Regions from separate parts of the Mus musculus genome. Here regions 1 and 2 are each linked to region 3. A link is a loop called in an ENCODE intact Hi-C map of the cell type or tissue named here. Cell type or tissue: gastrocnemius. All regions are shown on one strand. Each heading gives the region's core, and the rest is flanking DNA. Links, peaks and the distances in the headings are about the cores only.

Region 1 (10,703 bases), core at 1,781-9,780, 67 kb after region 3:
ACTAACGACAGATAGACCCTGTAACCCGCCTGTTTTTCTTAAGCCTATCTGTCTTAATCTCCTTAAGGAAGAGCGATAATGGTTTCTGTGATTGGTCAAGCAGATGTACAGGTGAAGTGCAGCAGAGCAGATTCTAACAAAGTGCCCTAGGAGGTCGGCTTACTGGGTAATAAAATGGATGCTGACCCCAGCAGGGAGACATACGCTTGGATCCTCAGAACCCTGCCTGACAGAGCGGGAGATGCAGGCGGGAGGGTCCTGGCCAGCCAGTCTAACCAGTCACTGAGGTCCAGGCTGGGGAAATGGATTCATGGTAAAGAGGAGCACCTTGGCAAAGCCACGAGGCCCAGATTGATTCCCACAGGGTCTGTGAGCTCTCTTCTAGCTCTTACTTACATTCACCCACATGCTGTGTGTGTCACAGGGAAAGGATGAATACATGGGGAGAGTGATAGAGGAAAGCATGCACACGTCTGGCCTGCACACGCCCGCACACACATGTGCACACACACATACACATGTGCACACACCGTTTTTGCTTTACTTTTCTGTGCATGTTAGGCAAGCACTCTGATCGCTGAGCTATATCCCCTGCCAAATTTGTTAACCTTTAAGCTCACCAAGCCATTTTTCTTATTAACATCTATTGTTTTATTCTATTAGCATCTTATTTATGTCCTCATTGTGGGTAGGTTTAGACACTTCCACCTGTTCTGGATTCTTGGTAATTATTAAAGCCATTGCAACTTGCCAGATGAGGTGGCACAGGCCACTGATCCCAAACCTTAGAGGCTGAGCAGGAAGACCTGTTCCAGAAAACCACCACCACTACATACCACAGCAGAAACGGTGTAAGTCAGTATGAGGATTTGAATTTTGCTTTTTCCATCCAAATTATTTTAGTTCTCACGAAACTTCTGAAAATATCAACATGGCTTTAAAAAAACTTACAGATAATTTTCCAACGGTGTTAGTTTTTCCTCACTACGTTAGAGTAGCTCTTTATAATTATGAAAACAGGTCTGCACAGGCTGCAGCATATGCGCGTGATGCACGTGTCTGGCGATGCAGCAAGCTGCAGGCTTACAGTTGGCCCCTTCTCTGCAGTGCTGCCTTCTCTCTAGACTGTGAGTGGCGGGGCTGGGGACATCGCCTGCTTTAAGAACATTAAATGTGGGAGCTCACATGTATTGTGGAATCTCTGTGTGTGTGTTTTGTTTTTGTCAATACTGTTTTAAAATAAAGAAAACTCAGGAATTCTGTGCACATGTAAGCTGGTTATAGAAAAAAAAAACTACCCACCCCCCCAAAAAAAAAACCAAACAAAAACAACCAAACAAACCAAAAACCATTGGCTTTTAGTTTTGTGCTGGGCATATTTCATCCCTTCCTCTGGGTTCTCTCATGCCCAGACATTGTAGCTAAGTCAGCTGGAATTTAGCGTTTCCTGCTTTTCTCAGGTGCAGCGCTGGGGATTGAATCCAGAGCCGGGAACAAGCGAGGCCGAGTGATTGATAACTAGCCTGGCCTGACTCCTTAGCTAGAGAACACAGAGGCTTTGTTTGTGGGTTCCTGGAGCATTCGACCGCTGTACAGTAAACATCACCCTTGTGCTGATGCACACGGCTGGGCTCTTCCGGGAGGAGTTCTGGGAAGGGTGGGGCGCCGTGAGAGCGCGCCCCTTTGATCTCTCTAGCGTTTGTTTCGAGTGGCAGATTAGGATGAAAAGATATGAAGAAAAAGTTTTTTCCTCAGCTAAACCAACGGCTTAAAAAGTTAAACAGGTGTGTCCTTTGTATACAGAATAATTTATTTTTCCCCTGAAGATGATGTTTTTGTTAGTTATTCTCTGGGCAGGTGCTGCATTCAATGCTCTCACGAGCTGTCTAGGTAACCCAACCGTCGCGAGTCCTTTAGAGGCAGGATCAGAGTTTATACTTCATAGACAAGGAAGTGAGAGCTCAGGGTATTTGAGAGAACTTTCCACAGGCATTGTAGCCATGGCAGGAACTGGGACCAGAAGGCTCTGTGCTTCAGGAGCCTGGGCTGCTTCTAAGGCTCCAGTCGGCCTCTCAGGGCTCTGTCACGTGGAGTCACTTGCCTGTTTTTTTTTGTTTTTTTTTTTTTAAACCGCACCACACCCTTCAGTTTTGTGTTTTTTTTTTTTTTTTTTTTTGGTTTTTTAAAGATTTATATTTTTATTTGCATTGATGGTTTGCTTTCGAGTATGTGTGTGTGGGGGGGGGGGAGGGGTGCCAGCTCCTCTGGAACTGAAGTTGACAGACAATTGTGAGCTGCCATATGGGTGCTGGGAATTGAAACCAGGTCCTTTGGAAGAGCAGCCATTGTTTTTAACTGCTGAGCCATCTCTCCAGCCCAGTTGTATGAAGTTTTAAGTAAAATTCCTTGACTAGCAGTAGGATTTTCTGTCCCTTATCTTTAAAGTTTGTACACGTTACCATGTACACTAGTTATTTTTGGGAAAAAATCTTGGTAATGCAGTCCAGCCTTGAACTTAGGATCCTTATCTGGACTGGCAGGGTTACAGGTCTGTGTGCACAGTACCTGGATTGATACACCAACTCTCGGCTTGTTTTTCATTTGGTCAGTTTGTATCTGCTCTATATTTTTATTCTGTAGTAACTGGAGTTTGGCTTCCAGTTCTTTACCCATTATTACATTTCTTTGATTCATTCCTAGCATTGCAGAGTATTTGCTTTTTAAAGTATAAAGTCATGCTTTTAAAATATAGCACCAGTAAAAATCAAAATAAATATGAAACAGAGCTTGAGAGTCACTTGTTTAGCAGTTTATACACACAAGACTTTTGCTTTTTTTTGCCCCCAGAGAAAAGTGAACTGAGAGGAAATGGTTTACTGACTGTGAATGGGCTGGGCTTCAGTTTAGAATATATATGATTTTAAATTGAATATATACATATACATACACACACACACACACACACACACACACACACATACGTGTATGAGTGTATAATTTCTTTATTGAGGTAGGGTTTCTCTGGGTATCCCTGGCTGTCCTGAGACTATCTCTATAGATTAGGCTGGTCCTGAACTCAGAAATCTGCCTGCTTGTGCGTCTTGAATGCTGGGATTAAAGGTGTGTGCCACCGTAAGATTTTATTTAGAATATTTGTGCATAATTTTGTGTCTGTGTGAGTGAATGCCTGTGTGTGGGTGCCCACAGAGGTCAGAAGAGGGTCTGCTTCCTTAGAGCTGGAGTTCTAGGCCATTGTGAGCCACCTGATGTGGGTGCTGGGAGCCGAACTCAGGTCCTCTGCAGGAGCAGCAGTCTTGACTGCAGAGCTGTCTCTCCAGCCCTGCTTGCTGTCTTACAGTTAAGTCTTGACGCCTCCAGACTTGCTCTGGGGCTCCCTCTCATCACTGTGTGTGCCCCCCTGGAATTCTCAATTCTGGCTGCAGAAGCCCAGTGCTAGTGTCCCAGCCCAAGGTAGTTACATCAGAATCACGGAGTAGCTTTTTATTGTAGGTTTTCCAAATGAGTGTGGTGTGAATTTAATGGCTAAGAAGTGGTTGGTGTCAGGTACCTTGTTCTTGTTGCTGTGTCTGCCGGTGATTCGGTCTTAGGCGCACTGACATAGAGTCAACCTAAGGAATAGTGGAGGCTGTACAAATAACCATTGTATACATGGATAAAATCCTCAGATAATAAAAATTGTGAAAACTGTGAACACAAAAAGCTGCTACATTCTCAAACGTTCACAGTCCTGTGAAGAATCTTTTTTAAAAAATATTTATTCATTTATTATATGTAAGTACACTGTAGCTGTCTTCAGACACTCCAGAAGAGAGCATCAGATTTTGTTATGGATGGTTGTGAGCCACCATGTGGTTGCTGGGATTTGAACTCAGGACCTTTGGAAGAGCAGTCAGAGCTCTTAACCGCTGAGCCATCACACCAGCCCATGAGGAATCTTTTTGATTTAAGTTTTATTTTATTTTATTTTTTGGTTTTTCGAGACAGGGCTTCTCTGTGCAGCCCTGGCTGTCCTGGAACTCACTGTAGACCAGGCTGGCCTCAAACTCAGAAATCTGCCTGTCTCTGCCTCCCAAGTGCTGGGATTAAAGGCATGTGCCACCACTGCCCGGCTTATTTAATTTTAACTGAGTGTATGTGTGTGTATGTCTGTGTGTATGTCTGAGTGTGCAAGTGTCCAAGGAGGTCAGACAGAGGCACTGGATCTCCTGGAGCTGAGGTTATAGGCACTTGTGAGATGCCTGATGTGGAAACAACTCAGGTCTTCTGCAAAAGTAGTTTATGCTCTTAACTGCACAACTCTCTCTCCAGATATGCAGACTATCCAGTGTTGATTAGATGAAGCAATCATTTGGATTTGGCTGTTCGCAAACACTGCATTAATTAATGGCTGTATTTCATCAGGTGGTTTATGAAATACCAGCATGCAGACCCAGAAGATGCTGTAAGGATTCACATTGACCTTCAAACAAAGAGATCTGTGGCGATTCACTGGGGGACGTTTGCCTTAGCTAATGAGGTAAGTTTGATTTAAACAAACAAACAAGCTAGCTTTGATTGTGTGTTTGGCTGTTGGTGGGATTTAGGTATTGCTGTGTTCTGGCTTTGAGAGACAACACTGTGGTATCAAACTCCATACAATTATAACAGTCACCGCATAAACTGGCGTGTCATTATTAGTAAAATAATACTTGAACACAGTTTGAATAAAACCTGCATGGTGTGCTGTTGCTTAGTCTGATTCTTCAGTTATCTCTGTGTGATGTAGAACATGAATCGTCATGGCTCACTCTCCAGATGACTTGTGCTCTAGCAGAAGCTAGAACCCATGAACATGGCTTGTTTACTGGAAGGTAGAAATGCTATACTGTAGGACAGATAAATTGGTCTCAGACACAGGGAGGGATCTGGAATTGCTTCATGGAAGATGCAAATTTTAATGTGGCAAGAAGGAAGGTATCTTTCCAGAAGAGGAAGGGGCAGAACATAACGGGGGCAGCACACACTGGAGAAGTGAGGAGTTGTTCAGCAGGAGAGTGGGTGGTGGAGGGCAGCCGGAATAGAAGCATCTAACCTATCCAGTTAACTTGATTCAGTGCTTGTTATCTCTGACATTGGGGTAAACATGGCTTAGTCCTGAACTACATCAGAAGAACGGACTCTTTCTTAGGGGATTCATCCCCAGAGCTCTGCTGCCAGCCTGGGTTCTGGGGTCAGGCAAGTCTGGATCTAGAAGGGGTTAGAAGTCAACTTCTCTTTGGCACACTGAGGCTCCTTCTATCTCCTAGCACCTCTCTGCAGAGACCCAATGTTTTCTTGCTTGCCTTCTTGTTCTGCTTGCTCTTGGCCTGATCCTTCCTAAGATATGGTTTGTTCCAGAATTACCTAATACACTCCCTGTTCATTTCCCTAACCCCTAGTTAAAGTGCCTGTTTTATGATAAAATAACCCTGTGTAATGCCGCAGGTCATTGACCATGCTGCTGGAGGTGGAATGGAGCAATAAGTGACAACCTACAGAGCCAGGAGGAAGGCTTCCCCACCCCCACCAGAGGGACATGTGTGCATTTGGCAAGAGGCAACCTGTTGCATGCGTATACTGCCATTTGATGGCAGTTTCTTCTGCCATCTCTGTGTGGTTGTGTGTGTGGACATCCCATGGGTATCCTGTCAGTGACCTAGATGGAATAGTAGTATTTATTAAGCCTTTGTAAAGGAAAGCCTGACGACTCAGCCTCAGTGATGGGCAGTCACGAGGGAGGGCTCTTTGCTGAGATGGAGAGACAGGGAGAAGATCTAAACCTCAGATGTCAAGACCCATTTCACTATTAAGCCTTCAAACATCGTGCTGAATTGTCTCGAAGAATACAGTATAAATAAAGCTTAGTAAAAGCCTGAATTGTAAAATTATCTTTTGTTTGCCTGATGTAATTGCTGTCTCCGAGGTTTACTACCTCTGTCTTCTAACCTATGCCTGGTCTTGGAAGCTTCCAGCCTCCATGCAATCTTATCTAGGCCTAGAATGTTTTCAGCCTCTGAGACTTGGCTACTGAATAAGTTCACCCTTATGTAGTTCTTTTTCATCTCTACCTGGCTGGTTCAACTCAGCTGTCTTAGCTCAAAATTCCTCTCCAATCTGACTTGATTCAATCTGGCTTCTTGCTCTTTTCTCCTGAATTGCTCTACTTGGTTTCACACTAACCCTAGCAACCTGTTCCAATCTTCTGGCTCCTTCTCATTCGCTGGCTCATTCTGTCTTCACCTGTATCTAACTTGTTCTTCCCATAACCTGTCTCTGTGTGAGTGTCCTCTTTTTTGTTCGTTTGTTTGTTTGTTTGTTTTTTGAGACAGGGTTTCTCTGTGTAGCCCTGGCTGTCCTGGAACTCACTTTGTAGACCAGGCTGGATTCGAACTCAGAAATCCTCCTGCCTCTACCTCCCGAGTGCTGGGATTGATTGTCCTCTTTTAAAACTGCCCCCCCCCTCTCTCTCTCCCCTCCCTCCCTCCCTCCCCCCCCCCCTCTCTCTCCTGCTCTCTTAAGTAGCTTCCCTTTCCTCTCTCTTCTGAGAGCTGGGCATATCCTATTCTGTCAAAACTTTCTCTGATTCATCACTTTTTCTGCCATTCAATTAGACATCACTTTCAAACATGGGTGCTTCCTTCTACAAACTAATGTTACCTTCATTGTTTGGGACTAAAGGTGTGTAGTAAGGATGTGTCTGTATTCCAGCCAGAGGGATGAAAGGTGTGTGCTAAGGTTGAGCCACACCACAACTAGAAACAGGGTTTTTTCAGTAAATAACACAATCTTGGGATTCACAGTGTGATCAAATAGGCTGCAACACCTAATTATTTAGTAGTTGGTTGAACGCTGTCAGCGACCCTCTAAACATAGCTGCAGGCAGGAAATAAACAGAGAGGAAAATACCCACATTATATGTTAAGCCCCAAGAAAAGCTTCCTGGCTTTTATATTTTGTTGATTTTCTCATCACTCCTGGAAAGGATTGAGTGCTGCAGGCAGCAGGCCTGGCCCCATCCTGCAATGAGGAGACGCAGCCCAGCACTCCTGCTGGGCAGTCTGAGGAGTTGCTTCTAGAGACGTTGTTGACTCCTGTGTAGCTGGGATCGTAAGTCACAGAAGAGAATTGCAGGTTAGATCAGAATCAGGGTGACTCAATATTAAGAAGCAGTAAACACCGTGGGCAGATTTCAAGTGTAGGCATTCAGAAAGATAAGCTTGGGGCTGGACAGATGGCTCAGTAGATGGAGTATTAGAAAGTTATAGAAGTTTATAGCATTCTTCTGGCTTAACTGCTGCCTTAACTGCTGCTGGCTGACTGTTCATTAGCTGCCTTATTCCTGTTGTGATGCTGCTCAGGAAAGAGTAGAATTGCTGTGCAGGCAGTCTTTACTGTGGATTTATTAGTTGTGTCTAAAGTCAGTGGGGAATGTAAACTGGGGCTTGGTGAAGGAGCTCTTCCTGTCCCTTAATCTTCCTACTGTCTGGATTCTTTCACCTTTCTAGATCAGCTCCTTCCCCAGTCATATTTACATATAAGCTGTCTCCTCCTCTAGCCAGAACCGCCTCCCTCTTCACCCTCACAGACAGCTCAGCCTTCATCCCACACATTGTCCGGTGCACTCTGCTCATTTCTATAGAAGACCTTTACAATTTGAATCAAATCACAGCACAGCGTGACCTGGGAGCCTCATGTTTGGGGTGAAAACCTGCTTGCCTACAGTGCCCTGAGCAGCCCAAGCTATTGGGTGTATGCTTAGAGGGGGCTTTCTTGGGAGGGCCCCTGAGATTATTGTCTTTAAGACAGACCCCATTTCCAGCACTTTGTTCCCTTTTTATTTCCCTTTGTGTTGGTCTCTGTATTAGAAGGGTAAGACTTTTGTCTGGTTCATGAGCTGGCATGCTCTGTAGATACCTAGAAGACAGTCTTCACAGAAGGGGACAGACAGACTCCCCACTGGCGACTAGTTCAGAAAAGTTGACTTGTTTTTTAACTTCTAAATGTTACCTTTCTAAGTAGGTAGGGAAAAAGAAACTTCGAATCCATTAAGAAAAAAAAAAGCTATTATACAGCATAGAGATTTAGGTCAGAAGGGAAATAACTTTTAAAAAGGGGGATGAAGTTGGAATGGGGCGGGACTGGGAGGAGATGAGGGAGGGGATAAGGAGTGGATGTTATTGAAATAGATTGTACACGTGTATGAAATTCTCTAATAATTAGTAGAAATAATATTTATTAGTGTGCTTATACCTCTGGTGGTGTAGCTATATATTTCTCTTAAATTGTTCTTTTTACTACATCACAACGATTCTCTAGTTTTCTATGTGTTTTTAAAAATGTTTTTATGTGCATGAGTGTTTTGCCTGCATATATGTCTGTGTACCACACCTGTGCCTGGTGCCCAAGAGGGCCAGAAGAGGGCATCTGATTGATGGGACTGGAGTTACAAACAGTTTTCAGCCACCTCGGGATGCTAGTAATGGAGCCTGGTCCTGTAGAAGAGCAACCAGTGCTTTAACCACGGAGCCATTTCTCACAGCCCTTCCAAAAATTGTATTTTAAAAACAAATTAAGTTGTTTACTTTCATACTTTAAATTTCTTTGTAAAAACAATTTCATTCTATGTTCAAGTGGTCTGCACTTTCAAAATAATTTACATTGGGTGTTTGTACGGAGCATGGGCACCACAGGATGGATGTAGAGGTCGAGAGGGTCAATTTTATTCGTATACCATGTGGGTCTGGGGATCTAACTCAGGGCTCCGGGTTTGAAATCTAGTATCTTTGCCTGCCAGGCATTTTGCCAAGACACTTCAAACTTTTTAAGAAAGTATTCAAGTGTGCAAAAAACATTCTGGAGCGTGTTTTGTACCATTTTGTTTAAGCTTTATTTATTATTATATGTAAGTACACTGTAGCTGTCTTCAGACACACCAGAAGAGTGAGTCAGATCTCAATTATGGGTGGTTGTGAGCCACCATGTGGTTGCTGGGATTTGAACTCAGGACCTTCAAAAGAGCAGTCAGTGCTCTTAACCGCTGAGCCATCTTGCCAGCCTCTATTGTGCCATTTTTTATGGTGCTAAGATCACTGAGGAAACGTGGGGAGTCAGGGGACTGGGCTGCAGTATCTGTTTTCAGGGGCCACCTTCATCCTCTGACATGGTTTGTTCATGGGGGCTTTGTGGATACCACCCTTCTCCATCCAAAAATATTTGCTTGTTCACACAAACACAGATTGCAGAGCCCCAGATGCTTAAATGTTAACATCCAGTCCTCTAGTATCATTTCTTGGTATTGATTCCAGTTACACTGAAATGTATCCTGAGATGATCAGCTTTTGTGTAATCTAATGCCACCGATGCAAGGCGGCCCATGTGCACACAGACTTTGGATGGACTCATTTCTATCCAGCAGTCAACAGTTCTAGTGACTTAGTAATTAACGGCTTCCGTTGGGTAAGAAGACGTGTTTGTCTGATTTGCAAATGGTTCATTCAAAGAAAAGGGGATTGTTTTATGTGGGCAACTTTTGGTGTTTTGATTTTATTTTCCGTTTGAGTGCTTGTTTGGAATAGCCATCAAGTGTCTGGATTCTAAGTGTCCCTTTTTTGCCATCACTTCCAGCATTACCTAGAGCCGCCAGTGAAACTGAATGAAGCTCTAGAGAGATACGGACTTTCTTGTGAGGATTTCTTCATACTGAAGCATGGAGAGTCGAGATACTTGAATACCGATGATAGAGCTTTTGAAGAAACATGAAACTAGGAATTTTCAGTGACAACAAAAGACTAAGAAATTCACAAATATTATGACACTTTTCACATGGAAACAATTTCTGCAAGTGTGTGTTTTGTTTTATATTATAACTTGCCAATTGATAAGACTAGCTTACATAAATTGTGGGAGTCTAGGGATGGGTTATTTAAGAAACTGTCCAAAATAGACTTTAAAAAACCATACCAATGATACAAACATTGCAAAATATTGTTTTTTATCAAAACATTATATTTTAGTGGCAGTAAAATTTCTGAGGTTGTGAAAAACTGACATTAAAGTTCCATTTCTTTTTCTATTCAGGGCTTTCTACAGAGAGTCATGCTTACCTTTCTAGATTACACACACACACACACACACACACACACACCACACACACACCACACACACACCCCTTTCTTATATTTATGTAATGATAAACTTGACCTCCACATGGTCATTAACTGCTGGTCGTGGTGATGCACACCTGCAGTCCAGCACTCCAAAGAATAAGCAGACAGGTGACAAGTTCAAGGCCAGCTAGAGCTACAAGTGAGAGAAGAAAACATTAGCTTACGTGCCAAATGTTAAGTGATTTTGTTAACCATAAGAACATAGTTGTTTGGGCTAAATTTATTTTTTTAAAATAGGTTTTTTTTATTGTGGTCAAATATACATCTCATAAAATGATCATTTTAACTATGGTGAAAAGAAGCTCTTTGGCATCAACTGTTTGCATAGGTGTGCGGCCATGAGCATCATGCACTTACATCTCTGAGAGGGCATCATCCACACAGCTGCATTTCCCAGGTTCAAGGCTGATGGGCAGAGAAGGCAAGAGTGGGTTTGGGACTTAGGGCAGACCCTGTCCAAACCCAGCTATAACTGAAGCCTCTCCCACAGGAGAGGAT
Region 2 (10,703 bases), core at 1,409-9,408, 49 kb before region 3:
TAGAAACTAATCCCAACTCTGGACTCTGTTAGTGGGATAGCCTCAGCGAGTAACATCACTGCTGTAAAATAAAGAATAAATACCTACCAGGATCACAGGTATCATACATACATATGTGTGAGCAAAGCACCAATAAACAAATATTTTTAAAATCCACTGTACATATTTTAAAGAAACATTTTTCAATCCAGGAAGATGGTTTCCATAGAGAAGGATGGGCTCTTTTGAAGTGTCCCGAGTAGAGAGTGCACTTAGTTAACGGCAACCAAAGCAAGCAACACCAGAGTCTGGGTGAAGCAGCACTCTTGTCAGAGTAAAGGGACATAGTAGTGGACAGTGCCAGGACCACAGCACATCTTAACATTAAAACTCTATCTCAGCTGGGCATGGTGGCCTTTAATTCCAGCACTCGGGAGACAGAGGTAAGCAGTTTGAGTTAATACTGGTCTACTAAGCAAGTTCCAGGACAGCCAAGGCTACATGCAAAGACTCTGTCTAAAAAAAAAAAACCCACAAAACTACATCTTAAGAAGGACTAGCTATGCAGCAAAATGGAGTATACGAGGCCAATCCGGAGTCACAAGACTCTCACAGTGGTGTAAATTATAAGACAAAGTTGGCCTTAGCATGTAAGAAGCTGGAAGTGCCAGGCAGTAAAGGTTCACGACTTTATTCTCAGGAGTAAGGAGGCAGAGGCAGGTGAATCTCTGAGTCTGAGGCTAACCTGGTCTACAGATGAGGACTGCTAAGACTACACAGAAAAAAACCTGTCTGGAAAAAAAAAGAAAAGAAGCTGCAAGTTTAATCCCTAGTACTGCAAAAAAAAAAAAAAAAAAAAAAAAAAAAAAAAGGGGGTGGGGGGAGCCAGAACTAGATAAGCCCCAAGAGTAAGAATCTGCAGCGCACACGTTAGCACACGTTAGCACACGTTAGCAGAGTAAATTGGGAGCCAAGGAAGAGAAGAATCAAACATTTCTCAGGCTCTGTGCCTGGGAACCTCAATGTACAGAAATAATAACTAGAGAACCTGGTTAGCAGAGAGACACCTTAATCCACGTCAATTTTCCTAAGCTTTGGTATCTCTTACCTACAAAGAAGAGTCAGCTGGCCTGCTACCCTTTGGAAGCCTGTTTGCTGAATGAAAACTTGGATTTGGGGAGTTCTGATCATTTCAAAACTAAGAGTCGATCACTGTGCCAAACTATTTATTTGCACAAATAACAGCTTATGTATAACACCAACTTTCCTTCTGAGAGTCTGGAATTTCGGTATGGGTGAAGCAAAACCTGCCTAACTATCCAACCCCCAGTAAAAACAAAAACCCAAAACCACTGGGTTCTGGCACTGAGTCTCTAACACTCTTCCCACACTTATAATTAATTATCACACCATCCCATCTTGTTGAGACAATCAGGAGCATCCATGCAATTCTTATTTCTGGTTTCCTCCACTGTCCCTTTTGTCTTTGCATCTAACCACAATAAAGCCACAGTCACAACTATAACTGTCTAAGTTCTATGACTTGTCCTATAAATTTCAGAATCTAATGGTAATCTCAAAAATCCCTAACACCAGCTAGCCTAACACACCCCACTTGTCAACACAGGCAGAGAAATCAGAAAGTAAAGTTTCAGTACCAACATGAAGTAAAAAAGATTAACTGGGCTCCAAGTGACCCTGTCCTTCTGGTCCTGGCTGCCACTGTAGAATAGTAGCCATGGGCCTCAACAAAGATCACAAGGTGTCGATGCCTCACTCTAACCACACCAAATTCCTTGAAGAGATGCTCCAGGAAGTGTGTGGCTTTATGAAATGTATCCAAGGTCTCCAAGAACAAATGGAACTCAAATTCATCAAGAAGGTGGGGAATGAACCAAGAGGAAGCCATGAGGAGCTGAGCAGCCTACTAGTGACCTCAAGGAAAGCAGCTGCCAAGGGCTGACCCTACCTGCCTGCCACCTCCCACAATAAACCTTTCTAGACTAGAGAGAACGGGGAAAAAAACGTTAACTGAGCCATATGAGAAGAGACAGTTCCAGACGTGAATGGAGGAAATTCTGGAGAAACGATTATAGAAGACAATGAAGGACAGAGAAGCAGCAAAGAAGACAAGCAGTAAAGCTCAGCTAGAGAAGCTTAGTAAGGTTGCCTAGCAAAGCAGCTGCAGTCAGGGCAACAGAAGTCACCATCTGTTCAAGTCACTGTGTGAATTACAGTGATTAGAGACAACGGATGTATACTACATCCCACATACATAATTGCTTCCAAACTACACTGGAGAGAACACTTAGGTGACTTCTTTGTTATCACATGGCCAGTTAGTAAGAATCAGCACCAAGACATACATCTAGGTCCTCCTAATACCGACTTCATTCTTTCAGCTGTCTAGGCAAGAGAAAGAAGGAAAGGAAGGGAGAGAGGGAAAGGAAGAAAGGAAGGGAGTGGAAGAGGGAGAGAGAAGGAAAGAAAGAAAGGACAGAGGGGAGGGAGGGGGAGAAAAAGAGAGGAAAGACGGCAGGGAGGGAGAGGAGACAATGAGGAAAATGGGTTGTAGATAGAAAAGAGATAATAGGTTTTCTCAAATGTATGCTTTTAAGACAAAGTAGATATTAGTATATTTAGAGAAACAAAAGGAGAAAATTCTATAGGAACACACACTGGAGTAGTGACTGAGTCCCAGGGGAGAAGGAGAGGTAAGACCAGGAACAGACATGAGGTTAGACTTGACAGAGACTGGCACTGAGTCCTCTGAGGCAGAACTGAGTGAGAGGTAACGCAGAAGAGAACTCTTGAGGAAAAGGAGAAAGGTCATCCATCCATCAGCCAGGAGCACAGGAGCTAAACTGAGGGCTTGAGGAAGAGGATGAGACTCTGGCCAAGTGCAGTCAACAGCACGAACAATCAGCAGGAGGGGCCGGGTGAACCCAAAGCCTGAGTTGAAGTAAATTGATAGATAAGGTTGAAATGGTTTGAATAATGTGGATAGCCTATACGCAGAAAGAGATATGAAACAATGAAGTTCCCAGAGTTAAAAAGGAAGAGCATAAAGTATGATGGGAAGTTTGCCACTTTAGAAGTGAAAATGGAGTGAATCTAAGCGTCATTAGACTGGGATGACAGTCACCAGGAGTCAGGTGATCCCAGGGTATCAAACTCCCATTTAAAAGGATGCCACAGAACCAAGACAGGGGACAAAAGATCATGAGGCTTGAAACTGCAGCAACCTCATGGCTAGGTAAGAATAAGTCATAGCTACAAGGTTACCTTAGGCAATCCATTTCATTTCTCCAGCATTCATTTCATCATCTAACACAAAGAGAACTTTACCTTCACAATGTTTCTGTAAAGATCATATAAGATGCACTTAAAATCCAACACACTTTAGTCATACTTGAACTGCAAAATTATTACATCCAGAGAAAGACATAGGTTAGTATAAACAGATGACATACAAACTTTCTGACTAAGTTTTCCAATAGGGCCGGAGTTCCTGAAACTCTCAACGGTGTAAAACACGTTTAAGTCATGTGGCAGAGTCAGTGAAGATAAAAATGCTTTCTCTGAGAGAAGCAGCATAAATGGTGAAGGATAGGTGCTAGGAGAGTTGAAGTTGTTAAGAAAGGGAAGAGCGAGACACAGCAACATTGAAAAATAGTTCTTAAGGTAAAAGAAATTTAAAACTAAGTATGAAGATAAAGCTAAAAATGGTAAAAAACAAAACAAAACAAACAAAACAAAACAAGAGCAAAAAAGAGGGGAGTGGGGGAAAAAACTAAAAAAGGTGTGGGGATGAAGATTACATCCAAATTTTGACTACATATCATACATGAGTGAAAAAAAATGTCAACAAGCCTAGTCTCTGTGGGAGTCATTTGGCAATAATGATACCCCTGCTTCTAGAATTTAGCCTGTAACTTCCATGTGATAGGTTCTATAACACGGTCATTTGTGAACTGTTAACAATCGAAATCTCCACCAATAATTAAATGTTATTGTACTACCACAACATAGGACAATAAGCACATGGAGGGAACAGCACTTGCTATCACGAAATCTCTAAATTCAAGATGCTGATATACAGCAAGACACATTATGACAGACACACTCGAGTCTTGTTAAAAATATCTAGAAAAAAAAGAGTAAAATGGCAATTCACTTCGTGGCTGGAATCATGGGGTCAAGATGAGAGTTTATCTCTTCTATCTCTCTTGTACCATCGTGTTTCAGGATTGTCGCTACACAGTGACAATCTGTAGCCAAGCTGCTACAACTGGGAAGGAGGGAACAGGGCCGGGAGGTAGAATTCACAGCCCACCTGGCTGGCCACTTTTTGAAGACCTGCAAGACTTCAGGAGATACAGAACCTCAGCGCCTGGTAAAATATTCGAGGGGGCGGACGTGAGGCAGACAGACAGACAGACGGGGCTGCGGCCCAGAGCGGTCACCGCTCGGATCTAAGGCCGGCAGGGCACCGAGGCGGCGGGAATCCTGCGCCTCTGCGGTGCCAGCGCCGGCCGCTCCCGGCCCGTGTCCTCTCACCTCGGATGGGCTTGTCGTCCTTCTCCTCCTCTTTGGTTTTCCGCTGGTCCGCACCTAGGTAATCCGGCATTTTAGAAGCCGCAAGTGCCTCCGCGTCTCGGTGATTACACAGCACCTTTCCCGCTTCCGCTGGTGTCTTCCCTTTCTCTTCCCCACCGGAAGTAGCTCCGCGCCCGGGCGCCGGTTCCCTGGACATCTGGGGACTGCACGCACGGCTGACGGGAGGAAGGGTTGTCTGGTGGAAGGAAACGCGTGTTCACCCCGCTCCCTCACAACTCCAGTCTTTTTTAGATACCCGAATAGGAACGTCCAAGATTAGCCCTAGCTCAGTTGATGACCTAAAATCGTGATTTAGTCACTAGTAAATAATACACATAGGCGGGTAGTTTATTTCATCTCTAAATAGTTTGCCTCGCAAGACTGGAAAGGCGCTACAGAGCAGGCCTTGTAGAATGCCTGGCAGTTTGGACGCAGTTAATTGGTGGCTAGATCTACAAATTGAATAAAGATAATGCATTTCTGTTAGGGAGTGTGTATCCAGGTTATACAAAGATCCACAACAAGAAAGGAATCTGGTTGTTATGACAGGAAAGGAGGAGGGAAGATTAAAAGATAGAGGGAAGGAAAGTAGGTAAAGAATTTGGACATATTTCTCTAGAGGAGATACACAAATGCCAATAAACGGACGCATGAAAGGATGTTAAAATCAAAAGCACGTCATTCTCTTTAGGATGGTTCCTCCTCCTCCTCCTCCTCCTCCTCCTCCTCCTCCTTCTCCTCCTCCTTCCCCTCTCTCTTTCTCTCTCTCCTTCTTAAGACTGGCTCTGCGTGGTCCTGGCTATCTAGCAACAGATCAGGCTGTCTGAGAACTTAGAGGTATCTGCTGCGACAAAGGCTGTGCGCCACCATGACCGACCCATGGATCACTATTATGTTTAAAAAGAAAGTTTGACCGGATGTTGAAAAAAAAAATAGATGCTGTTTACACTGTTGGTGTAAAATACTGCAGTGCTTGCGAAAAACTGAAAATAACTAAAATAAAATCTATATAAACTAGTTATCCTACTGCTAAATATCAAATGCCAAAAAGTTGGAAATAGGATTTCAAAGAGATCCGTGTACAGCCCTATTTATAGCTGCATTAGCAAAGGCCAAATGAAGAATAACCCAAGTACCCAAATACATAAGATGGGTAAACAAAAATGTGGTTATGGGAATATAGTATTATTTGGCCTTAAAAAAATAAATTCTGTGACCATTATACTAGTGAATACACCGCTCACATAGAGACAATGTTATAATATATAACATTATTAATATAACAATACAATGATATATAGTTATATGATTCCACTTTTATGAGGTACCTAGAGATTGGTGGTAGCTCAGCACTTGGGAGATTTAAACAGGATATTCACAAGTTAGAGGCCGGCCTGGGTGACAAAAGTGAGTGAAGTTCTTTTTCAAAATTATTTCCTCCGTCTTGCTCTCACGTGAAAAAACAAACAAAAAAACAAAACAAAAACCAAAACAATCCTTTTCACGTAGGAACTGATGCGTCTAGGAACTGTTCCTTCGAGCTCCTTGGTCTCCGGTCGGTTTAGAGTCACAGAGGAAGTAGGCGGCCGCGCGCATTGGCGCGAGGCCGTGGGGGTGGGGTTGGCGGCCGCGCCGTGCGAGCCCCATCCCGGAAGTGCTCACTGGTCGTCTCCATGCGCCGGCTCCGGGGCGTAAAGCCTAGGCGCGAGGCTCAGACCACAGGTAGTGCGGACGCGGAGGGCCCTGCCTGCCGGCCGTGAGCCGCGGCGTCCGCGGGACCAGCCCCAACCAGCATGCTGCTCCTGCCGAGCGCCGCGGAGGGCCAGGGCACCGCCATCACCCACGCTCTGACCTCCGGTACGTGCCCACCAACCCAGTTTCCGCCCTGCCTCGGGCGCCCCTGCCCCAGCCCTGTCCCTAGCAACCCCTGGCTCGGTAGCCTTGACCCCGGCAATCTGCTCCGGGACTCGGGGGACTGTGACGAGCCCCTGCTGCTCAGTGCTGTAATTTGAAGTGTCCCCGGTTTCTCGGAAAGGAGGGTGGGGGCGTCTTCCTTGTGCACCTGTGGTTCCTTCATCCTGGTGAGGCTGCTGACTCACGGAGCGGGCTGAACAGCTGAGGACCGAGCCCTCCTGTACCCCGAAAGGCCCCCTAAGGCACCCCCCCTGCCCACGGCGGAGCGACCCCGCTGCACGCACCCGCGTGCCGGGAGAGATACAAAGCCTTGTAAACGCTGTTCAGCCCTTCGCCTCCACCTTTGCTCCCGGCTGTGTATTTTGCTTGTCGGAACTCAGAACTTCCTCATTCCGTTGGAAGCCCCCTGTGAATGCTCCTGGACAGCTTGGCGTACACCAAGGATGGTTAAAAGCACAACTTAGCCTCCTGCTGTAGGGGTTTTGGTTTATAGCCCTGCACGCCAGAAAGTATTTCAAGTGTCGGGTCTCTCATTTTAATGATCTACATTAATTCCCATAGCCGCTTACCGTGGGCACTTGTTGAATATAATTTTTAAATGTTTCCCATGGCACGTGTTGCGTTTGTGTGTCGCGGTAATCCTGTAGTGAGGGAAAGGCTTCCAAGACACGGTTTTGAAAGCCACGCCCCCGCTACTCAGCCGGTTCATTTTCGCGTTTGACTCCTCTCCTGTGTTAGGTGGAGGAAATCTTAATATCATAAGCCAGTTAAAACGTGAAAAAGAAAGGGTCTTAGAAAATGATGCCCACAAATTGTGCACCAGAAAATTGCCCTTTGATTTCTTAAGAAATTAAAATTATGATCTTTTTTCCTGACACAGATTACCATTTTTTAATTTCTGTTATACATATCTACAGTTATTTATTCCATGTTACTTTCTCTACAACAGTTTAAAGCTTTAAAACTGCATTCGAATATTCTAGGAACTGGGTGAGATAGGTATTGTTTCCATCCTGAAATGATTCAATCTGTTTCAAGAAATTTACAGTTCTAGATTAAAGCCCTGAAATTCTGGGTTTACATCCAGCCTGTGTTATTAAGACATAGAAACGGTAATGAGTTCTCAGCATTGGCTTGGAAAATTGTCTATTTCAACAGATTATTGTTAGAGAATCCTTAGAATTATTAACCATTTTAATAGCTAATCTGTTAATAATTAAGATCGCATGAGTGTGCAGTCTTTGTTTTTTGGTAGCTTTTTATCATTTTTTTTATTACTATTACTCGTTTCTTGCCTTCCCTTCTCACATCATCAGGAAAATATTGATTAGCTGCTGAAATTATTTTCTTATGCTTAAAAAAAATAACTGATCAAGTGTTTTTGAGTGCCACACAGCATGTGTGCAGAGATCAGAAGAAAAGTCCATGGAGTCAGGTCTCTCCTACCTTCATATGGGTTCTGGGCATTGAGCTCACCTCATCAACCTTAGTGGCACATCAACTGGAAGAGACTGCTGGAATAAAAAGATGTTACCAATGATAATTTGTTACCCAGGGTGCAACTGGGATTTTTATAGTTGGTGGTTTTAAAATTATATTCTGACATCATTGTTCTGCTCTCCCTAAGAAACTGTGTGGCCTTGAAATAGATGTGTTCCATGCAATAAATTAAGTCTTACTGTTCTCCCTCACAGCCTCTTCAGTCTGTCAAGTTGAACCTGTGGGAAGATGGTTTGAAGCTTTTGTTAAGAGGAGAAACAGAAATGCTTCTACATCTTTTCAGGAACTGGAAGATAAGAAAGAGTTGTCAGAGGAATCAGAAGATGAAGAGTTACAGTTAGAAGAATTCCCCATGCTGAAAACACTTGATCCCAAAGATTGGAAGGTATTTGCTATGCAGAGCTTTCGCTCATTCAGAGCATCAAACTTAGGCTGCATTCCTAGTTTCCCATTAGTACCCTGTATTTTAAGGCAGTTCAACATGATAGTCATAAGTAAGCTCTTAATTGCTAAGCCCATAGTATGCTGTTTCAGCCATAGCTGTCAAGCAAGCCTTCACAGCGAAAAGTAATGTCTCTGGGAATGGTGATGTGCACCTATAAACGGAGGACTTGAGAAATGGAGATGGGAAAGTTAGAAGTTCAAAGGCCTTGACTACACAGCAGTTAGAGACTAGCCTGGGCTACATAAAGCCCTATCTTTTAAAAAGCAGACAACAAACTCCAGCAGATCTTTAAAACAGGAGTGGCAGTTAATGAAGTAGAGAAGGGAAAAAAGGCATTCTGGGTAGAAGACAGAATACCAGAGACACAGGAGTGAAGAATGTCTGACCACACATGGGGGATCAAGGCTGTGGAAAAGTAGGCCCAGAAAAACCTAGTCTAGATGTTTATGCTATATTTTTAAAGCTATATTTAGGAATGAATTAATATCCTTGAAGACATTAAGTCATCAGCGTTTCCCAGGCTAGCCTCAGGGAGATAAGTCACTGGAGTACGTGTAAGACTGTGTAAGTTCAGCCCCAGAACCCAGTTTAGAAAGTCTGGGGATTTGGTAGGGGAGCAAAGGGGACAGGAAGAATCAGAAGACTTGAGGTTCTGAGCAAAGCACGTTATGTAATCCCAGCACTGCGGTGGAAGAGACGGCTGTGTGTGCTTACTGATGAGCTAGTCCAGATGCAAGGTGGACCCCAGGCAAGTGAGAGACTGACTGGAGGAGGGAAACGCTTGACTGCATGAGGAATAACACTTGAGCGTGTGGTCTGGCCTCCACGTGCACACACACACAAGCTCACATGTCTCTAAGGTTGAAAAGAACCATTCTGTTGGCAATGTGGAAACTGAGTAATGTTCTGCACAGGCAGAGCCTGTTGATGGAGATGTGTAGCCAGGGTTGGAGGAGTAGACTAATGGTAGCCAGGGCTAGGATGCAGACTAAGGAACGTTGCAGGGAGTTTTGGGTCGAAATATTAGTAAAGTTGTCTTATAGTTGGTTGGACATTGGTCTGTGGCTCATTAAGAGTCTTTTGGACTCATGTGCATAAAATATCAAGAAGGCTGTATTGTCATCCACGACTGGCGCCTAACTTACATGACTGCACAATGACTTACATTCTTTTTCTTGTTGGTTGGTTGGTTGGTTTTGGTTTTGTTTTGTTCTTTTGATATGGGGTTTCTTGGTGTAGCCCTAGCTGTCCTGGAACTTGGATCTGTAGACAAGACTAGCCTTGAACTCATAGAAATATTTGGGCCTCTGCCTCCCAAGTGCTGGGACTTAAGGCATGCTGCATCACCACTCGCCTACTCATTTACACAGAGCCATTCTGTACAGAAGCTCTGGATTCTGCTACGGATGCTGCACTTCCGTTTGCTTGCTTGCTTGTGCTGCTAGAGATGGAACTCGGGCTCATTTCATGCTAAGCAGGTGCTCTGTGGCTCCAGCCTGAAGCCTCGCTTTGGAAAAATTTTAATGATATTAAAACATGAGGGTTGGATGTACTCTGTTCAGATTTAACTCCCTTTTGTGTGTTTATCAGAATCAAGATCATTATGCGGTTCTTGGACTTGGCCACGTCAGATACACAGCTACACAGAGACAGATCAAAGCAGCTCGTAAGTACTTACTTAGTATGGGAGGTATAACTCCAAACTCGGGGGTGCAGCACCCTGAAGTTCATGAGACCCCATCTTAGAAAGGGAAGGGATTAGGGGGACCTTGAGTGTTCTCAGAGTTCAAGTCCTGCAGGAAGAGATCAGAAACCCTGTAAGAATCATTGCCCATCAAGGAAACGGGTTTCGTTTGTTTTGGGTTTGGATGGTGCTGGGAATCAAACCTGAGGCCTTGAGTCCTGGCCAGCTCTGCCTGCCACTGAGCTTCATGCCTAGTCCTCTGCTCTGAGGATTTCTTCCAGGTAAGAGAGAAACAGGGTCTTGCTGTTCAGACCTTAGATCCATGTCCGCCTTCCAAGTGCTGGGATTGTAGACGGTTAGGTATGATCACCATGTTCTCGTCTAATTAAAAAATTAGGTCTCTTTTAGTTTTGCTTCCTAAAAAAGATTTTAATTTTGAAAAATTAGATGTGTGTATCTGTGTGGGTATGTGCACGTGAGTGTAGGTGTGTATCTGTGTGGGTATGTGCACGTGAGTGTAGGTGCGTATCTGAGGGTATGTGCACCTGAGTGTAGGTGTGTATCTGAGGGTATGTGCACCTG
Region 3 (10,703 bases), core at 1,466-9,465:
AAAAAATCTCCAGAAAGGATAAGGCTGATTTACTTCACTGTGATAGCAACGTAAATTGTATTAAAGGTAAAATGAACATATGCCCCTTGGTTTCCTCGCTCTGTGCTAGTGTGAATTTCTCTCCCTTGCTTCAGTTCACTTCACAGGACCTTGTCTGAGCCAACTAACTTGAAATACTATGGGCAGGATAAATCATTGTGAAGATGATTGTGAAAAGGGGAAATTACCAATTTCATTTTTTTTTAATCATCATCAATAAAACCCAGATGGGAAAATCATAACCCAAGAGAGGAAGTGGGGGAGCTGCAGACAGCTGGGGTCAGGACCCCTTTACAATACCCTGGTTTATGTGGGACTGGGAGTCTAGACTGAAGTTTCTAAAGTGGTATTTGTTTGAAACAAATGTTTCCTCTGAATGTCTATCTCATTCTCTATGTTGGTAGAGCAGTACATATTCTTCACTGAGGCTGTCCAAGTTTCTTAATTCAAGAATGGACGAGCATAAAGATCTGGCCATAATCTAGAGTCAGGAGCACTTATAATCTAATGCTAGCCAGAGACATGAGGATTCATAAAACGCGCTGGCCAGCAATCTAGAGAAATCTGGGTGAGCCAGGTTCTGGGAGAGATATGGCTCAAAAACTAATGTGGAGAGCATTGATGTCAATCACTGGCGACACGTCACAGAGTCCTTGTGTGGGTCACCAATCACATGACAGAACTGACAAACTCTGCAGTATCTAAAATTTTAGAGTAATACAACTGATTATAACACTGCAGCTATAAAAGTTAATAACTGGGCTGGAGAGATGGCTCTAGCGGTAAAGAGTACCGACTGCTCTCCCAAAGATGCTGAGTTCAAATCCCAGCAACCACATGGTGGCTCACAACCATCTGTAATGAGATCTGATGCCCTCTTCTGGAGTGTCTGAAGACAGCCACAGTGTACTTACATATAATAAATAAATAAATCTTTAAAAAAAAGTTAATAATTTTGCTAATTAACTTTACAATGCTATTTTGTTTTCCACTGGAAAAAATGTTTTCTGTAATTAATATACTCAAGACCTATACAAATTGCTGTGCTATCCTGTCAAAACAATTATTTATTTTTACAAAACAAAATTTTCAATTTTGCTAATATAATCATAAATAATATAATAAATAGTATAAGTAAGCATTTCTTAATTTTGCTCAGGACTAACAGTTTTGCAATGAGGGAATAAAAGTGATTAAGACTGAGGCAGAACTCTATTTAAATCAGGTGTACGAATCCCTTTAGTACAAGTCTCCAACCTGCACTTGGAGGGAGATGAAAACAGGCGCCCCTCTGGGGCTTCTGCTGTTTTGCTTTTACATCTCCATCAGTTTCACAATAGCTACACAAACCCACAGCGCTGCATTAGACGTGAAGCCCTAGGAGAATCACACTTCCGGCAGCACAGATAGTACCTCTGGGCAAATCTCTCGAGAATGCTTTGGCGTAGTAGACAGTCTGCTCTCTGGAGGTATAGGCGTTAAGATGAGCGCCCATATTCTCAATCTCAAGTTCAAGGTCTAACTGGGACCTCTTTTTAGTGCCCTTGAAATAAAGGAGAAAGCACAGTTAGGATACTCTCCCTTTACCCTTCATATAGTCTAAACGTATCAGATAAGAAGTATTCTGAACAGAACCCAGTGTCAGTCATGCAAAGAGAAGTTTGTAAAGTATACTTGGTTTCAAAAAATACCCATTAAAAATGGCTTGTGTATATCCCAAAAGAGAACCCATCCTTCAATGTCAAAAAGTAATTATCATTAATTATTTGAAATACAACACCGAGGAAATAAAACCGGCATGGGGCATGTTATGAAGCAGCTCTTGTCCCTCTGGTACAGTGTCTGTGATGACACCCGCCCGCCCTCTCCTAGAGACCAGTGGGGAGCAGCCAGCGACTTGCCTTGAAGGCCATGTGCTCCAGGAAGTGGGCGGTGCCGTTGTTCTTCTCATTCTCATAGCGACTTCCCGCATCGATCCACAGCCCAACCTGAAGGAAAACCAAGCAAATCAGACAAACCCCCACATTTGGAGACATGGCGGCCGGCTCAACAGTTAAGAGCCCTCGCTGTTCTTACAAAGGAACTGAGCTAGTTCCCAGCACCATGTTAGGCAGCTCACAGCCATGTGAGCTCTCTCCTCAGTGTCTGCGACTGCCTTCGCCCTTCCTGGGTACCTGTACTCACATGCACAGTCCCATAAAAAAAACAAAATTCAGTTTCTGGACACACAAGGTCATCTCATTCCTTTTTCTGGAAAATGTTTTCCAATCTGACCATGTCTCTTTGACTACAATGAAATGACAGTTCATTCCTATAACCTGAAACTTAATTTCCAGCAGGCTGTTACAAATATCAGACTCAGCCAGGTGGTGGTGTTATATGCCTTTAATCCAAGAACCTCAGAGTTCGAGGCCAGTCTAGTCCAGGGCTATACAAATAAACCCTGTCTTGAAAAAACAAAACAAAACAACAACAAAAACAAGTATCAGAGTCAAATTCTTAACATAGCTCATTTAGCACATCTAATTAATAACTGTGGAATAGACATCAGGGACTGTCAGAAAGTCAGGCTCAGATACAAGCATAAGCTTTATAACCTCAGATAGCCACGTGACTCTCCCTGAGCTTGTGTTGCTGACGGCCGTGGGAAAGTGGCCAGGCTCATGACCGTCAGAGGCAGATGTCAGCAGTGAGAGAAGGACATAAGCACTCGGTACCAAAGTGCACCTGGAAGGGAAGGTTCAAGCTCGGAGAACCCAGCCAACCAGAGAGCTGCAGCTGTGGCTGCTCCCTCCCAGACAAGGTGCCGACTAAAGACTGTAGCAGCCAGCCGGGCAGTGGTGGCGCACGCCTCTAGTCCCAGCACTCAGGAGGCAGAGGCAGGCGGATTTCTGAGTTTGAGGCCAGCCTGGTCTACAGAGTGAGTTCCAGGACAGCCAGGGCTACACAGAGAAACCCTGTCTTGAAAAAACAAAACAAACAAACAAACAAACAAAAAAGACTGTAGCAGTGACTTACTGTGCACGTTGAGAGCCCAGAGTTTTCAGAAGCTACTCTGAGTCCATTTTCCAAACATGTCACTTGTGTCTCGGGGACATTCAGCACAACCTGTGGGGCAGCCTGTGTGCTTCTTAGTCGGTCCCCTCCAAAGTACAACGGCTGACGGGAGGAGGAGGGAAAGAGAGAAAACATTACTGTCCTGGTGTTCAGTGTCAAACAAAACAACCTCAAACAGACTCATTCCAAAACCACTTTCCTAGCCCGGGGTGGATGTAATCTGCTATGTGTGTCTGTGTGTGTGTGTCATTGGCAGAAAGCGCGGAGAATGAGGTCCCAGTTCTGGTTCCACTGGGCTCTAGCAGTAGCCTAGGAAATGTTCCTTAACCAACCGCTCTGTCAAACAGGCAACACTTGAGAGAACATGCCTTTCTCTCCAAGAACGGGAGCAGTTAGCACATTACCCTTCAACAAGCACCCTGATTCAGCTACCTCTCCTACAGATGCTTCATATTCACTAAGGACAAAAAGTCAAGAAACTGAAATAACAATACAAAACTGACTGTGTAGAAGTGAGACAGACGGGATGCTCCTGTTCACAAAGGACAGACAGAAACAGGACAGATGCTTCAGAGGCTCTCGGGCCAACTGGTTTGACTACAGACGCTTCAGCAGCTTTTTCATGTTTTCATATTGAAATGAGAAAAACGTATTTCCTAAACCCTGACCCAAAAACCTGAGACTGACCTAACCGCCAGACACAGTGGTGGTTTGAATAGGAATGGACCACAGAGGCTCACAGATTTGAACACTTAGTCATCAGAGAGAGAGACTACTAGAAGGTTGGAGGAAGTGTGCCACTGGGGTGGGTTATAGGGTTTAAAATGCTCAAGCCAGGTCCATTATCTGTCTGTCTGTCTGTCTGTGTCTATCTCTTGCCAACCCAGATGTAGAACTCTTGGCTCCTTCTCCACCACGTCTGCCAGCACTCTGCCATGCTTCCTGCTCTGATGATGATGGACGAAACCTCTGAACTGTAAGCAGCCCCAGCTAATGTGTCTTCCTTTATAAGAGTTGCCATGGTCGTGGTTTCTTCACAGCCACAGCCACAGGTACTTAAGAAATGTGTACGAGCCCGCACTGTCCTGCTTCTGTGACCCAAAGGCTTTCTGCTCCCTGATCAAATAATACACCATGACCTGACTGTGCCCTACTGTGTAGGGGCAGGCGGATCTGAGGCCAGCCCGATCTACAGGGCAAGATCCAGGACAGCCAGAGATGTTACACAGAGAAACCCTGTGTAACAACGATGTCTCAAAATATCAAAACCAAAAGCAAACCCAACTTCAAATTCATAAAGCGCTTGTCCTAGTTTCCTTTTCTCGAGAGAGAACAGCCCGACATACAATAACATTGGTAATAGCAAACTAACAGACAGACAGACAGACACACACACACACAGAGAGAGAGAGAGATCCCTTTGGAGCAAGACAACTCTCAAATAAGGAAAACGCTGGGATAAAACTCGGATGAACTGAGGTTGACGCTGTCTGGTTTGGGTGTCCATGGGCTGAGGATGGCGCTGTCTGGTTTGGGGGTCCACGGCTCCTTTTCTTACCTCCCGCGGGTGGCGTGGAGGGGGAGCAGCCGCCCCGCCCCCTCTGCGCCCGGCCGCAGCGCCCCGGGATAGCGGATCCGGAGGCCCGGCCCAAAGCACACCGGGAGCCGCCGGGGCACGGCGGAGCGAGACTCACCTGAGCAGCGGCGCGGCGAAGCGGAAGCCTTCGTGTAAATCCCCACAGGCGCCGCCGGGCCTCTGGCAACAGCGTCCGGGATAGAGCGGCCGCCGCCATCTCTGCGGTGGAGAAAGTGGAGATGTACTTCCGGGTCATGACTCCAGGCCCCAGAACTAGAGGCTGGCTCCACCCTGTGGCGGCAGCAGGAATTGCAGTCTCTGAAATTCCTTTGATTCTGTGTCTGGGCTTAGAACCCTCAATCCCTTCACCCTTTGACTCCCTCCCCAGTTCGCTCCAAATAATCAGGTCTGTAGAAATGATGTGCAAGACACACAAGGGACAAAGTGAACGGAACATGTATCCCCAGGCGGTTGGAGTTAATCAGAGAGATCCAGTGCGGGAGGGACAGACACATTGAAGGATCTATCATGTTGGTCTTCGTTGTTCTAATGTTTATAGCGTTGCTTATTCTATTCCATAGGAATACCTTTGCCGAGATTGCTACTAAAAGACAGACGCTTTACAAACATAATCTTACATTCTGTTACCATGATTTAATGTTATTTACTTCCACGTCTTAGGGCTCTGCCAAAACAAACTGCTCTTACCCGTTCCTGGGTGCCTCTTTATCCACATACACTCTAATGAAACTAAAATTTGTCAAATAGCCACTTTAGCCAATTGTCCCAGGGTTTGAGGCTTAACGAAAATAGCAAGCACTTTTTAAAATTAAAGCTTTTTATTTAACTTATTATGGGGAGGGGGTGGGTGCATGCCACTCCAAGCTTGTGGAGGTCAGAAGACAACTTTATGCAATCAGTTGCCCCTTCTACCTTTGCATGAATTCTGGGGGTGGAACTCAGGTGGACAGGCTTGCACTGCAAGTGACTTTACCCGCTGAGCTGCCTGCAAGCCCCTAGCAAGCTCTTTTCTGTGAGGAAGCGACTATTACTTTGCTAATTTTACAGTGGGAACTGAGGTATTGGCTGCCTAACAGGCTGTTTAACACTAAAGAGTGTGCGCTGTAACTTTAGAAGTTGGAGTTCTGTCTAACTTGACCCCTTGTTGCCTAATACCTAATTTACATTATCGTTCAGGTATCCTTTTCCCACCCAGCCTCCTCTTTTAACTATTCACCATTTAACAACAAGACAGGAAAATCCGGGCCGGGCGTGGTGGCGCACGCCTTTAATCCCAGCACTCGGGAGGCAGAGGCAGGCGGATTTCAGAGTTCAAGGCCAGCCTGGTCTACAAAGTGAGTTCCAGGACAGCCAGGGCTACACAGAGAAACCCTGTCTCGAAAAGCCAAAAAGACAGGAAAATCCCTTGGGCGCCTCATTGTCAGTTTGTAGCTGTAATGGTGACAACCAGTCAAACGTCCAAACCAGGAACTCCATGTCACCTTTGGTTCCTGCCTCTGACTTTCCACTCTGACTTCTTGCTATTTTATCGATAGCCATTCTAAGTGTAGAAGTTTAGACAACTGCCCTCCAGCTGGCGGCGCTGTTTGCGAAGGTTGTGGAACCTTTAGGCAGTAGAGCCTTACAGTAGAAGGCATTGGGCACAGACTCTGGAGGTTTCATAGCCTGGTCCCACTTCCCGATCTCCCTGTTTCTGAGCTGTGATGCAGCTTGATAGCGCCTGTTCCTGTCGCCCTGCCTTCCCCATCACGGATGGATGGAAGCCCTCTGGAACTGCAGGTTATTTTATCACAGTGACAGTAAAAACAAAACAAAACAAAAACTAGAAAAAATGGAATCTCAACATAGTTTGAATTTGCATTTCTCTGAAAGCCGTGGGTCGTGAGCATTTTTTTGTTCAAATATTTGTTGGTCATTTGTACTTTTAAAATCTTTTTCCATTTTTGAATGTATGTGTCGTGCATATTTTTGGTGGGAAGGACCACCCGTGAATGCGTGTGTTTGGTGTGTGTGTGTGGTGTGTGTGTGCACGCGCGCGCGCGCGCGCGCACGTTACATGAGAAGGTCCCAAGCTAACGCTGGGAGTTATCCTTGACCACTCTCCTACCTTGTTCATGGAGTCAGAATCTCTCACTCAACCTGAGCTCACTGATACGGCTCGTCTCTCCAGCCGGTTTGCTCTGAGGATTCCCTGCCCACCCTCCATTTGTACAGTAAATATGTTCACTACGGAGCCATGGCCCTGCCCCCCGTTTCTGATTTTAAGGGAAATGCTTTCAGTTTTTCTCTGTTTAGTATAATGTTAGCTCTAGGCTTACTGACTGTATTATAGTCTTTATTATGTTGGAGTATGCGCCTTCTGTTCCTAGGAGGATCGTGAAGGAATTTCTGCATCTACTGACAAGGTTGTGTGGTTTCCATCATATTGCCTTTACAAGGTATATGTTTACTGATTTAAGCCATCCTTGTATCCATGGGATGACACCAGTTTAGTCATGGTACCCCATGGTTTAGCCTGTTGGTGAATTTGCCATGATCCTCTTGGAAACTTTATATCTATGTATCTGAGGATTTTTTTCTCTCATTTTTGTTGTTGTTTTGTCCTTAGCCAGTTTGGCCTCAGGAGAATGCTCCTGTAGGGCGTCTAACAGTGTTCCTTCTCGTTCTCTGTTTTATTGACTAGTGTAAGGCACAAGGACTTTCCCTCTCTTGTAAGAAGCTGGTAGAATGCAGCAGAAAATCTATGTAGGATGAGCTTGCCTTTGCTAAAGGCTATGACTGCCATGACCTTGCTCATTGTGGATGTGCTTAAATTGTTTAGAAACGCCCTCCCCCACCACCTCCCCCCTCCCCTGCCACCTCCCCCCCAAACCCCAGCTTCTAATTTTGGCAGGTCACAAACATCAAGGAATTTGTTCATTTTTAGTTTTTCAAGCTGTGGGTTTCCTTGGGCTTTGCTGTAACCCCCCCCCCATCACCTCGCGTTTGTAACCCCCCCACACACATCCCCATCACCTCGAGCTGTATGCTTTATGCTAAGTCTCTGTGTGCTTCTCCAGTTTCTGTGGTTTCTCTTGCTGTGCCTGTCTGCTGCCATTGCCCTGTAGTCCGCTGAGTTTCAGTGAGCTCTTTTGATTTTTTTTAATAGTTTGGATATCCTTTGGGACCTAGACTGTGCCCTATTTTTTAATTACATTTGTTTACTGGTTTGGGGAGGTGGTGGTGAATGTGTCTCATTAATTGCTTCTCTCCTTCCTGTAAATTGTGACTTATTTGTCTGAGATAATTGTTATCTGTGAGGCCTACGGCTTCAGTCTGCCAACCTAGGGCTAGTCCTGGAAGCTTCTAGCCTCCATACAATCTAAGGTAGACCTAGAATATTTTCAGCCTCTGAGACTTACTGTGGAATAAGCGCATCCTTTCTAGTTCATTCTGAGCTCTGGCTGGTTCAGCTCAGCTGTTCTGGCTCAAACGCCATGATACTGTATTATAGTTAGATGTGACGTTACCATTGGGGCAGCCTAGATTCTTAAAATGCAAAAAATTAGTTACAACTGCCGGTGAGCCTGTAATTATAGCCATACAAAAACTTTAACTAATAAAAAAAAAAAAATAGGGGCTGGAGAGATGGCTCAGTGGTTAAGAGCACCGGCTGCTCTTCCAGAGGTCCTGAGTTCAATTCCCAGCAACCACATGGTGGCTCACGGCCATTTGTAGTGTGATCTTATGCACTCTTCTGGTGTGTCTGAAAACAGCAACAGTGTACTCTTAGACATAAAATAATAAATGAATCTAAAAAATAAAAAATAAAAAAAGAGGTTACATTTCTCCCAAATCTCTTTTTCTGGGAAGGAAAAAGGGAGAGAATATTGCTTTCTCCCTACTGGTCATTATGCATTACAGTCACCGTTTCAAATGCACAAGTGTGTGTGGGAAGGGTGGGGAGGGGAGACATTGGTCACAGAGCTTCTTGGGCAAATTGAAATAGGAAGAGAAATTGAGAGTTGCTCATCTGGCCATAACTAAAAAGGTAATAAAGGGAATGGCAAATGAATTGGAGCAAAAAAATCTCTGCCTGGCTCATAAAGCCTTCCTGATCCAGCCATTTCTTGGTGGCCCCCTGGTGACAGGAATGGTTAGTGTGCTATGGGATGTGTCCTTGTGTCAGGCTGCGAGGCTGGCAGCCTTTGTGCAGTCTGGACACACTGACGTGTTCCAGCTCTATTCCCTTTGTCTCTTGCCTCTTCATGAAGGTTGTACTGAGTGGGCAGCTGGCCGTGAGCCGAATGTATAATCACCATGGGAACCGGGGCTATAATTAATCCCTGGGAATGTGTCCCAAGGCCCCCACACGCCTATTGTCTAAATACCTCTTGAATACTTCCCTGTGTTCTGAGCAGTTACATGTGAGTGACTGTCCATGCGTTCCCTAGTCTGTATGCGCTGATTTGTCCTTGAGAGCAGAAAAAAAAGAACAAAAAACAAAACAAAACAAAACAACCCTACCATGTAACAGTTTACACAGACAACATCACAAGCAAACCACTGAATGTCCTCCCCAGGAACCTTAGGTCAGTATTCACAATGTTAGTAAAATCTGATTCTCTATCTTTATCCTCACTCCCTCTGGTTTAAATGACCCCACACTATACGGCACTGTGTGTCCAGTGGTCCTTCTAGGGTGCATGAATTAATTGTCTCCCATTTTGTTATCTAGCTGGTGTTTCATGATTTTCACTGAACTGTCATGTGACTTCTGCCTCCAGCTTCAAGTCACTCCATGCACCTTCCAGGAGACTCCGAAGGAGAGATAACCGGCCTTCTGGGCAAATGTGCAGCTCTAGGTATCTCCTGGGAAAGCATCAGCAGGGAACTTGAAAAAAGGCAGGCCAGAGGGTGGTGCTGAGGTCTGAATGTGGGTAGTGTACCATGAAGTATGTTAAATACTTGGTCCCCAGACTGGAACTATTGTTTTTGTTATGGACATTTAGGAATTTTGTTATGGTAATTTTACATGGGGTTTCTGCTCCACTTGATCCTGTACAACTCCCACATAAAAGACACAAAACCCTGGTATTTAATTAGCACTGTTCTGAGTGGTTTCTGAGGGAGTCTAACCTACATCCCAGCAATAGGTCATGTGCTAATTGCAGTCTGTGTCACAGGACTTCCCTGTTCCATGTGTGTCCTCAGGGTGAGCTTCTCTTGGCCATGTGCTCATGGCCCATTCTGCCTCATGGCCACCTCCTTCTTCCCTCTCTGTCCTCCCCCCACCCCCAACACCCCCAGACCCCTACTCCATTTCAAGACCCCTACTCCTTCCTCTCTCTCTTGTCCAGTCACAGGCTTCAGCCTTTTATTGTCCAATCAGAGATGACTGGGGAGCATTCTCTACAGCACATTGGTCAATACAATGCCCATGTCTAGACTGCAACCTGATCTTGGGGTACAGAACTCAGCATCTGAATACATAGCATACAGGACCCCTCATAAAGACTGCGGGACCCATCTTTTCTTTGCTTCCTGGCTCTATGACATGCTACTGCTATAATAACACCGCCATTAGCACACACGCAAAACATAGGGACAACCAATTTTGGACTTCACTCTATAAAACTGCGAGTCAAATTATAACCTTCTCTTTGTTTCATAGTTTTGTTAAGTTTTTTGTTGTTGTTGTTGTTTTGTTATAGTGATGCAAAGCTGACTTTGTACACATTAGGATTTTTAACTTACTATGGAAATGCTGAAATACCACAGTATAAAGTTTTCAAGGATACTGTCACTTGGTTCCAAAGAAGCTACTCTTAGGTTGTGATTATAAGATTCTTTCCAATGGAAAGATGGCTCAGCCGTTAAAAGCATATACTACTCTTGTAGTCCAGTTTCTAGCACCCATGTTGGGAAGCTCACAACTGCTTAAACTCCAGCTCCAGGGGATCCAACTGTGCTCCACAGACACTGCACTCACAGGCACACACCACACACAGACAGACACTGCACTCATAGG

Evidence for each region. A loop is a pair of places that touch in the nucleus more often than their neighbours do. Peaks named below come from ENCODE experiments on the same cell type or tissue, not always from the same donor. Only the 100,000 strongest peaks of a DNase experiment are listed, where the experiment ranks them.
Region 1: it touches region 3 in a loop (4-fold over the local background); 4 of 42 quality-filtered maps call a loop at or near these places.
Region 2: a loop joins it to region 3, with 3 times the contacts of the local background. A loop is called at or near these places in 15 of 42 quality-filtered maps.

The regions. Positions count from the first base shown.
Region 1 is chr5:21,664,323-21,675,025 of GRCm38, reverse strand. Napepld (N-acyl phosphatidylethanolamine phospholipase D) reads left to right here. Exons shown (of 5, transcript NM_178728.6): 4 at 4,423-4,537; 5 at 9,664-10,703. The coding sequence ends at 9,798. Gm51277 (predicted gene, 51277) reads left to right here and starts at 1,097; the gene lies at 1,097-1,153. In gastrocnemius, for the core only: a CTCF peak has its summit at 5,628; no DNase peak of the experiment used is centred there; H3K4me3 peaks cover 232 bases.
Region 2 is chr5:21,780,721-21,791,423 of GRCm38, reverse strand. Dnajc2 (DnaJ heat shock protein family (Hsp40) member C2) reads left to right here and starts at 6,259. Exons shown (of 17, transcript NM_009584.4): 1 at 6,259-6,435; 2 at 8,187-8,377; 3 at 10,028-10,103. The coding sequence starts at 6,372. It overlaps Psmc2 (proteasome (prosome, macropain) 26S subunit, ATPase 2), which reads right to left and starts at 4,677. Exons shown (of 12, transcript NM_001368661.1): 1 at 4,540-4,677. The coding sequence starts at 4,609. In gastrocnemius, for the core only: CTCF peaks have their summits at 4,481 and 4,683; DNase peaks (open chromatin) are centred at 4,703, 6,208 and 7,124; H3K4me3 peaks cover 5,132 bases; H3K27ac peaks cover 3,695 bases.
Region 3 is chr5:21,731,364-21,742,066 of GRCm38, reverse strand. Pmpcb (peptidase (mitochondrial processing) beta) reads right to left here and starts at 4,907. Exons shown (of 13, transcript NM_028431.2): 1 at 4,791-4,907; 2 at 3,058-3,198; 3 at 1,941-2,027; 4 at 1,453-1,582. The coding sequence starts at 4,889. RefSeq lists an enhancer at 7,635-10,488. In gastrocnemius, for the core only: CTCF peaks have their summits at 4,966 (motif pointing left), 6,261 and 8,815; DNase peaks (open chromatin) are centred at 4,903, 6,277 and 8,941; H3K4me3 peaks cover 2,161 bases; H3K27ac peaks cover 1,640 bases.